3 separate regions of the Homo sapiens genome follow, and all the other regions are linked to region 2. A link is a contact called in ENCODE Hi-C or POLR2A ChIA-PET data. All regions are on one chromosome and are shown on one strand. The core of a region is the stretch at or near the end of the contact, and the rest is flanking DNA. Distances in the headings are between cores, read along the strand shown. Region 1 has its middle 75 kb from the start of TEAD1. Region 2 has its middle 95 kb from the start of BMAL1. Region 3 has its middle 90 kb from the start of PARVA.

What was found. Hi-C counts contacts between places; a loop is a spot of excess contacts on that map. ChIA-PET counts read pairs that join two places held with the same protein, here RNA polymerase II (POLR2A). Pooled maps may share reads with other maps.
Region 1: a map of GM12878 shows a loop between it and region 2 (11-fold over the local background). The contact joins two enhancer-like sites. A Hi-C loop is called at or near these places in 1 of 168 maps with a recorded cell type or tissue (GM12878), 3 of 37 single-sample maps with no recorded cell type and 8 of 50 pooled maps. POLR2A ChIA-PET finds 5 or more read pairs at or near these places in 1 of 52 experiments (activated CD4-positive, alpha-beta T cell).
Region 3: a loop to region 2 is called in a map of chondrocyte, with 12 times the contacts of the local background. The contact joins two enhancer-like sites. A Hi-C loop is called at or near these places in 3 of 168 maps with a recorded cell type or tissue (chondrocyte, heart left ventricle and heart right ventricle) and 12 of 50 pooled maps. POLR2A ChIA-PET finds 5 or more read pairs at or near these places in 1 of 52 experiments (naive thymus-derived CD8-positive, alpha-beta T cell).

What each region holds. Positions count from the first base shown.
Region 1 is chr11:12,597,681-12,600,970 of GRCh38, reverse strand. No RefSeq gene overlaps it. Among named protein-coding and RNA genes, the nearest start is that of TEAD1, 75 kb to the left of the region's middle. RefSeq lists an enhancer at 1,155-1,449. Within about 2 kb of position 1,655, at least 2 of the 41 ENCODE cell types and tissues checked have a DNase peak (open chromatin) inside an H3K27ac peak, as active enhancers do.
Region 2 is chr11:13,181,391-13,184,787 of GRCh38, reverse strand. No RefSeq gene overlaps it. Among named protein-coding and RNA genes, the nearest start is that of BMAL1, 95 kb to the left of the region's middle. Within about 2 kb of position 1,452, at least 2 of the 41 ENCODE cell types and tissues checked have a DNase peak (open chromatin) inside an H3K27ac peak, as active enhancers do.
Region 3 is chr11:12,285,689-12,288,792 of GRCh38, reverse strand. It overlaps a transcript of MICAL2 not described here. Among named protein-coding and RNA genes, the nearest start is that of PARVA, 90 kb to the left of the region's middle. Within about 2 kb of position 1,677, at least 23 of the 41 ENCODE cell types and tissues checked have a DNase peak (open chromatin) inside an H3K27ac peak, as active enhancers do.

The DNA of each region.
Region 1 (3,290 bases), core at 406-2,905, 580 kb after region 2:
TACAATAAAGTAACAGACTCGGTGGCTTATAAATGATGGACATTTATTTCTCACAGTTCTGGAGGCTGGAAGTCTGAAATCAAGGTGCCTACATGGTCAGGTTCTGATGAGGGCCCTCTTCTGTGTTGCAGACTGCTGTCTTCTCATTGTGTCTTCACATGGTGGAAAAAAAAAAGCGGTGGGGGGTGCCCTAGAGAGCACTCTGAGGTCCCTTTTATAAGGGCACTAATCCCATCCATGAGGGCTCCACTCTCATGACTGAATCACCTCCCAAAGGTCCCATTTCCTAATACCATTATATTGGGGATTGAGATTTTAACATATGAATTTTGAGACATTCATATGTCATTCAGCTCATTGCAGATCCCAAAACATACAACAAGAAACTTAGAATATAATCATTTGAATAACTTTCAAGTTTGCAAGTAAAAATCTGTTATAAAGGCAATATTATTATTATTACTATTGCTCATTTGAAAATGAGAGTATAGTGGAAATAGAAGAGGGCTTCAGCATACTCTTTGAAGTCAGAAAGATCTGAACAACTAGTAGATTAAAAACCTCGGGTAAGCTACTTTTTATGCCTCAGTTCTTAATCTATAAACTGTACATAGCAAACACTTTGTTCATGTAATTATGGCAAGGATTGAATGAGATAATTTTTGGCAGCATGGCATATGGAAAATAACTGATGAATGGTAACAGACATTATTAAAAAACAAAGGCTCAGGGAAATAGAGACATGTCCAAGTTCTCATAACTAGGGAGGGTCCAGAACAGTCTTGGATCCACCCATGACTTCTGATTCTTGTTCTTTCCACTACACAGTTTTTTTTTTTTTTTTTTTTTTTTTTTTTTTTTAAGATAGGGTCTTACACTGTTGTCCAGGCTGGATGAAGTACAGTGGTGTGATCACGGCTCACTGCAGCCTTAAACTCCTGGGCTCAAGTCATCCTCCTGCGTCAGCCTCCTAAGGTGCTGGGATTACAAGCATGACCCACGGCACCTGGCTCCACTGCATAGCATCTGAATGTAAATTGGGCAGTCAGGGAAGACCCAGACTAGTCTCTCAGCCAGTGAAGGGAGAGTATGGAGATAATTTGTTTCCAGCTCTTTTTACTTAACTGTTGGACAATTTCCCTTTCTCAAACATCCTCCAAATACTGGTGTATTTAGAATGAGACCCTCGCAGGTGCTGACCTAACACCACTTCAAGGTTTTCTACCATAACTAAGACCTCAACGAGTTGTTCGATTTCCCAGAGCTCTCGGCCCAGGCTCCCCCTGGCGGCCGCTGCGGAGAAGCACCCAGTACCAACTGGGCCAGGGAGCCTCCGCGCTCGTGGAGCAGAAGGGTCAAGAGCAGATGGTGGCCGCCATTTGTATTTACTAAGCCCAAGCAGGGCAAACACTTCACAGGAGGCACCCAGCTTGTGACGCAATCCTTCCCCAGGTGGAGGACACACTCACATTCTGCTCTGGGGATTCCAGTACCAAGAGGACAAACAGTGGTAGGGGACAGAGCTTAGGTCCTCTGGGAGGAAAGTGGCTGAGGAATTGGGTGGAGGAGGCCGAAGCCTTTTATGGCCTCTCTAATTCTTAAGTAGTTGGCTCACATCCCTCAGGGCTGGCGTTATAATGGTACCTGCGGTGCTTAGCCAGCTTGGCCTAGGGAACTTTCTCGTCCAATCTGGACTGGGCCCTGAGCTCTGTGCAGCCTGTGTCTATTCTTGGTCACACACTTGAATACTCCAGTTTTTGACTACCCAGTTTCTAATACATTTCAATGGAAGCCTGTGCTGTTTAATCCCCAGGATGCCCCTGTAAGCTAGATTCTTTTATTATCCTCATCTTGGAGATGAGGAGACTGCAATACGGAGATCCTGTGTCTCCTGCTGAGGATCACTCAGCCATGCAATAGAAAAGTTGGCATTGAAGCCTAGATCTGAGAGCTTCAAGGGCTGTTTGCCTTCCACCAGGCTATCCTGCACTGAACACAGTAATTATTTGTTACCTATAGACATGACCAATCATAGAACTGAAGAAAAAACCTGGAGTCAAAGCAGAAGGGAGAAACCTAATTATTCACAATTCTACTTGTGTCTTCCTTCCTTCCTTCCTATCCCTCTCCCTCCCTATGGTTTGTTCTACAAGCTTTCCTTTTATCAAAGAATCACTGCCAAGCCGCAGCTTCCTGTGTTTTGTCTTATTACTCAGAGAAGAAAGTAGTGTCTGCTGGCTTGATCTGTAACTCGGGCCGTAATTACTTCTGAACTGTTAGGGTTCAGAGGGCTGGCTAAAGATCTCCAAGAAATATCAGAACCTTCTGATTCTGTCATCTCTTGGGTGGAACTTAGAGACAAGTAACGTTATTGGAGCACTATTAAGTATCATATTCTGATTTATAGATAGATATTCTAAGGGGTATGTGTCTGTGTGTATACACACACACACTGTGTACACTTTGGGTCTGGGCTCTTTTGCTCAGCATAACACTTCTGAGATTTATCCATACTGTTGCATACATCAGGGGTTTGTTTCTTTTTATTGCCGAGTAGTACTCTGTTGTATTGATATACAACAATTTATTCACCATTCCCCCTGATAGACATTTGTGTGGCTTCCAATTTTGAGCGATTATGAAAAATGCTATGAACATTTGTGTACAACTCTTTGTTTAGACATATACTTTTGTTTTTCTCTCAAATGTTTTATTTCCTGTGAATGAAATTTCTGGGTTGTATGCAAAGCATGTGTTTAACTTTTTAAGAAATTGCCAAACTGTTTTTCCAAGTGGTACTATTTTATATTCCCACTAACACTGTTGGAGTTTCGGTTGTTCTACATCCTCATTAACACTATTATCAGTGTTTCAAATTTTAACCATTACACATAAGTTTTAGTTCATGTTGTCTCATAATTTTAATTTACATTTCCCTGAAGATTGATTATGTTGAAGATATTGTTACGTATTTATTAGCTGCCCATAATCCTCTTTTGTGAAATGGATGTTTAAATATTTTGCCCATTTAAAAAAAATCGGGCCTCTTATCTGTTTCTGAATGAGTTATAGGAGTTCTTATATTCTCGATATAAATTCCTTGTCAGGGCTGGGCGCAGTGGCTTACGCCTGTAATCCCAGCACTTTGGGATGTCGAGGTGGGTGGATTACTTGAGGTCAGGAGTTTGAAACCAGCCTGGCCAACATGGTGAAACCCCGTTTTTACCAAAAGTACAAAATTTAGCCAGACATGGTGACAGACACCTGCAATCCCAGCTACTTGGGAGGCT
Region 2 (3,397 bases), core at 203-2,702:
GTGGGAACCTCAGCATTCCTGAATCTTGTAGAAGCTGCCCTTGCCCTTCTTTCACGTCTTCCATTTTGAGGAGACTAAACCTGCTCTCCTTTGGCAGCCGAGGGTGTTTGGAAGTGACTCATGTAGGGAACCCACTGGTTACCCAGTAGCATGAGCACATCAGTCAAACGATTAGACCCCTGCCTCATATGTAGACCAATGACCCTGGAAATTGTTCTGTCAGACTCCTTCCAGTTCTCTGACAATCTGATAGGTGCTGGGAACACACTGCCTGGAGGTGAGTTGTTTACTTGGTTTAAGTGGTTCAGCTGAAGATTTCAACAGAGCTCTGCTGAGTTCGTACGGCAATACCAGTAGCCAGTGTTTAAACATTCATACCCCATGAAGCCAGACGATATCCAGAAATGGCACAGCTTGGAGATGCATCTTACCGAGATCACTGAGCTGCTGTGGCCTGAAAGCCCATTTAACTAGGAAGAATTATATGCAACAAAAAGCACGTTTACAAAGTCTGAAGGCTTCCTTGAGTTAGCATTTGAATGGTTGTCTTTTCTTTCATATGTGTTCTGACAAACTTTATGTTTGACTAGGTGTCTCTGTGGCTTTCTGAAATGATAATGAGTGTCAATAAATATATGGCTATATCTACATTTTAAAGTGTCAGAATAGAAGCAAATTGGAGCCAATGTGACATGGAATAAAGACTATATGAGCTTTATCACTGGACAGACCAGGTTACAATCCAGGAGCTTTGACTTATCAGCTGTGTGTCCTCGACATAGTTACTTAGCCTCCCTGAGCATGTGTCCTTAGATGTGAAATAGGAATAAGGGCACTTTATTGCCTTGTGGAGCTGTAGTAAGTGTCAACCTGGGATCAAACATTTATACATCTACTAGTTGCCTGGCATATTGAAGGTGCTCAGTAAATTGTAGATAAAAATATTTAGGATCTCATCTCATCTGAAACAGAATAAATCTGTGGATACTGGCTGCATTTACTATGAGGAATGATAGAGGGCAGACTTTACAAAGTTATGTATAAAATACATCGTCTTTCATTTTGACTTCCAAGAGGGTAGTGAGAATTCCATAAATGACTTTCTTAAATGTTTTGGCTGAAAGATGCCTCTGTCGCTACTTTTAATTTCTTTGCAGAAACTGGGGGTTTCCTGTTAGGCAAGAATTCCAGAGAAGGATATTGGGCAATGTTTAATTGACAACTTTCATCACCATGTACATGCCTGGTCCCCCAGATAATGGTGGAGCATTTTTGGCAGGTTTCTGACCACCTCTATACCTGTCATAGATTTGCTGATAAGTAGAGGAAATGAAAGATGCTGAATTTTCCTGACATCATTTCAAATTGCATCATTTGAAAACAGTATGAAGTGTATGACTAGAAGCATTACGGAATACAGAAAATCAACTTGCAGCTAACTGGCAATCAGGTTACCTCTAAATTAATGGTGGATTGGGCTGAGTGTGAATTCCATTCCACCACGAAAGAATGAATGGACATTCAATAAATATTTGTGGAACTCTGAAGACGTCCTGAAATGTAAACATTTGTTCTAGTTTACACTGCCACCTGCAGTCTTTGGGGGAACCAGCCTCACTGAATCTCCACAGCATTAAGTGTTATTTATCACTGCTTGACATTTTCAATAATTTAGAGATAAAAAACGGTATGTCTAAGTTGCTTTAGCTAGAATTTTTTGCTTACTGAAGATTTCCTACCTGTGGACTTCAACATTTTTATTTTTTAAATGAATTTATGATTATATCTTTGGCTCATTTTTCTATTTGAATCCTGACAATGTTTTTCTTAACTTCTATAATGGGCTTTTTGAAAATCATTGGTATCATCCTTTACAAAATGTAAGTGATACAGTTTTGTTAGTCTATGATTTCCTTGGCAGAGACCATAGAACATGGCAAACACTGAAAAATGTGTATTGAATTATGTTCTTTTAAGTAATCTTATATTTAAAAATACTTTTAAAAATATAAAAGAACTATGTACTTATTATTTTCAAAAAAATAAATATGTAGGCAGAGTAGAAGGATCCCCACTCAAAGGCAATCACTGTAGTTGTTACCAGGTACTTTTAATTTATTTTAATACCTGAATACTGTTCCTGCAAGTTATATTCTTATTTACCGATTTTCCAGTGCGTTCTCAGTTAGTTTTCAATTTTGCTCTATCATATACTGTTGTTACAAGAACAAAACACTAAATTATAAATATTTGTATTTACAATTGTATTGCAGTCTTCAAACCATGTGATCAACCACCTCCCTCCCACAACACACACACACGCACGCACGCGCACACACACACACACACACACACATATATATATAGTCTAAGAACAGCAAGTCCAGGGGAAGAGATTTTTGCTCTGCTGACTTGGGGGGAGTAGAAGACGTTATGAATGGCTGAAGGTAAAAGAATTGTTTACTAAGAAGGTAGTTGGGTTTGCCCAGAGGGAACACATATCAGAGGAATAGGTTATGGGATAGAGAAGATGAGAGAGTTGCACTTTTGGAAGAGAGAGAGAGATGATTAAAGAGGATTTTAACGAAGTTTTGATGTATAAGCCACTGCTACACATGTGGGATGATGAATTATTTATCTGTCTGTGATATGCTAAGTGAAAAAATTGTTGACCGGGCGCAGTGGCTTATGTCTGTAATCCCAGCATTTTGGGAGGCCAAGGCGATGGATCACAAGGTCAGGAATTTGAGACCAGTCTGGCTAATATGGCGAAACTCCATCTCACTAAAAATATAAAAAATTAGCCAGGCATGGTGGCATGTGCCTGTAGTCCCAGCTACTCAGGAGGCTGAGGCAGGAGAATCACTTGAACCCAGGAGGCAGAGGTTGCAGTGAGCCAGGATTGTGCCACTGCACTCCAGCCTGGGCGACACAGCGGGACTCCGTCTCAAAAAAAATTTGTCAGTCAGCATTTAGAAACTTTTATAGCTCTTTGGCATTGCTGCAAACCCAAGTGCATAATACACGTCCGTGGACTTGTACAACAGGGAATGTGAGAAATCACACAACTAGTGCAATAGGACCACATTAATAACATGATATTTTAAGGTCTAACAACTGTAATCCAAAAGTTTATAAAAACCTGAGAAAAATGTAAGATTGTAAAAATAGTTGTATGACTATTTTAATTTTTAATCAAGGCTGTTTTAAAACTTAAAATTTTACTTAAATTACGAAGTAAAAGTTGTTCTATTTATTGTTAACTTTAATTCACAGATGGCGAAACAAGCTCTACTGGACCATTTCATCATGAAATGATACAACTTTTCTGAATGTGGCAGTAATAAACCAAATGGTAATAATGAGAGTGATTCTGAAAAACTGAAGATCAAACACA
Region 3 (3,104 bases), core at 428-2,927, 900 kb after region 2:
GTCTTGGAGCGCCCTCTAGGGGCGGCAGCCTGAGCAGGCCTGAATCCATGTCCTCCCTTTGTACGCAGTCCAGCCAGCTCGCTCCTTGGTTCCTTACTTCATTCATTGATTCAGCAAACAAGGATTGGGTTCCTCCTCCGGGCCAGACCATGCTAGACACTAGGCTGATTGAAATGATCAAAACTCAAGCCCTGCCCTCAAAGCAGCTTTTGTATACTCTCGAGAAACGCTGTGCAATACTCCTTGATAACTAAAGGCTGAGTTTCCCAGGCCCATCCCAGACACCATGGGGCTGCTCAGCAGTCCTCTTGCTCCTGCACCTCCCCCAGCGACCCAGCCCTATTGGGAGGGTCTCCCACCAGCCTCCCTGCTCTCACCCCAGGCTGGGAGCTTCCTGAGGAGGGACTGATCCCCCACACTGGTGGCACACAGTAGAGTGGGCTGGAAGCCTTGGGATGGACCCTACACTCATATAGTCCGGGCCTGGGCAGCAGGCTTCCAGGGACTTGGGGAGGGCCAGAGCAGGGCAGTAAAGGCGATGACCCATGTGTGGCAATGCTAGCTCCTCTGCCCTCTGCTGTCGCCGCTGGGGGCTGTCAGAGGATTCAGGAGTGACTCTAGGCTGTCCTCAGATGAAGTGGCCTGCCCAAGAGTGCAGCCCTGGGTCCTGCTCCCAAGGTGCCCCTGTCCCAGCCTGACCTGGTGTGACGGTGGTGCGTCTGGGGATGGTGGGGGAATGACTCACTGGCTGGGAGCCTTGACTCAGAAGGAAGGAAGACCAGGGCTCAGTTCCAACTGCAACAACGTTTCTTGGTAGAAACCCCTGTCTAAGCCAAGGCCTTTCTGGGTCCTCCTCTCCTAGGGTGAGGCTGGAGAGGGAGTGGGTGTGGGGGGAGGTGGAAGGCAGCGATGAGCCTGGAACTGGATGAAGAGTCTCTGCCCCTCGCTCAGGGCCTGAGGAGGTAACTCTGCTCAGTGAGTGCTGCAGTCCCTGGATCCCCGGCCTGCCTAGATGCTGTGAGACTGTGCGTGTTCACTGCGCCCCCTGGCAGGGCCTGCCGCCTCAGCACCTGCCACAGCCCTGCTCTTCCCCAGGACACTGGGACCAAGGGTGACTCAGAAAAAGGAGCAGGTGTGTATGTGTGTGTATGTGTAGGGGTGTGAGTGTGTGTGCGTGTGCATGTGTGTGTGTGTGGATGTGTGGGTGTCTGTGTGTAGCATCCTGTTTTGTGTGAGGCCGTTAATCTGATGGCCCAGTCTCACTCCAGTGTACAGAATCAAATCATAGAGTTCCTGAACCTCAGTTTACTCATCTGTATTTCAAAAAGCTTAGAGGCAATGATGGCTAAGGCCCTGTCTGGGTGAAACTGTAGAATCCTAAGGCTCCATAATTCCTGAGCCAGGGGTGGGGTGGAGGGGGATGGGAAGATCTTGAGTCCCTTGGAAAAGGCTCCCTCTAGTCAGCAGTGGAAATAAAGTCAAGCTTATATTTTATTTCTTGCCTCTGACAACCAGGAGGCCATGCCAGAGAGATACCATGTAAGGAATGAGAACGGCTGCCCCTGAGAATTAACCAGAGATCTTCTGCCCAGCCCCAGCCTCCCACCCCCAGAGAGCTAGTGACTCACTCCACCAGAATTCTCTCCTCCAGTTCTGGTATTTGCTTGGGGTTGGAGACTGGAAGCTATTGGCCCGTTGCAGAGCTGCTGTGGAAAAAGAAAGGGACAGGGAAGATGGGGTGGGAGGAAGAGTCCATTAAATGTGTAGAGTAAGTAGGAATTTATCTCCTATAGCTCAATTACCACAAGTCAATAGACTAATGATTATAATAGACTGAACTCTCTCCTTCCCTCACACCATACTGCTGTCCCCACAACACACTCTACCAAACTTTTCATTTGTTCACACATCAAATATTTTTGTGTTTTTGTTTGCTTGTCACCAGGCTGGAGTGCAGTGGTGGGGTCATGGCTCACTGCCCCCTCGACCTCTCGGGCTCAAATGATACTCCCACCTCAGGCTCCCGAGTAGCTGGGACTATAGGCATGCACCACGACACGCAGATAATTTTTTAATTTTTATTTTTTATAGAGACAGGGTCCCACTGTGTTGCCCAGGTTGGTCTCAAACTCCTGGGCTCAAGTGATCCTCCCACCTCGGCCTCCCAAAGTGCTGGGGTTACAGGCATGAGCCACCACACCTGGCATCAAATATTTGAGACCCTGCTATGGGACAGGTACCACCCTCAGAGAATGCCTCAAATTATGAACCATCATTACTAAGATCATCAGTGAGCATCTACATGCATCTATGCGTATATGCATATGTGTAGACATATTTATACATGCATGTGTACATACGTACATGCACATATTCATTCATGTCAGAACAGTTATTTAAAGCTAAGGTCATCACGGGCCATCAATGTTCCATATATGTAATACATTAAAAACTGGAGCTGCTCTGATTGAAGCCAGGAAGCTGCAGGAAGTTCTACTCTCTGCCTCCCCTTTCCCCACAGAGCCCCCCAAACCCTTTGGAAACCAGGTTTAATTGAGGCTGTGGACCATCATTGCTGTGGCCCTCCCTTGGCCTGGTTCCAAGGGAAACATATTTGCGGGACACTGTACTTCCTGTGGAAGACCCCTCTGCCAGCTGGGCCTTGAGGATTAGCTGAGCAAAATGAACATCACATGCAGAAGAAAAACAGGTCTTGGTCACTTAGGGTGTGAGAGTGGGCAGTGGGGTCCACGTGTTCCCTGTTCCCAGGCAAGGCCTGCAGATGCATTCCCAGGCTTCAGGCCCCTGCGCCTCCATCACTGCTGGAGAGAAAGGATGGGGACGGTGAACATCTGAATGTGCACACAGGCAGGGCCAGGAAGCATGAACGGAAAGGAAGCCCAAGGGCATGATGTGGGTGTGGGAGATGGACGCAGGGAGGGTCTGAATCCAGGACCCTAAATCCAAGGCCCAGCTAGCCCAGCCCTCTGTCTTTCTTTCTGTCTAGAAACAGTCCTAGATATTCCACTCCCTGCCAGGTCTCACAGTGGAACTCTTTCTTAGCAGCCAGGCTGTGGAGCACAGGTGACAATTACTACCTGGGG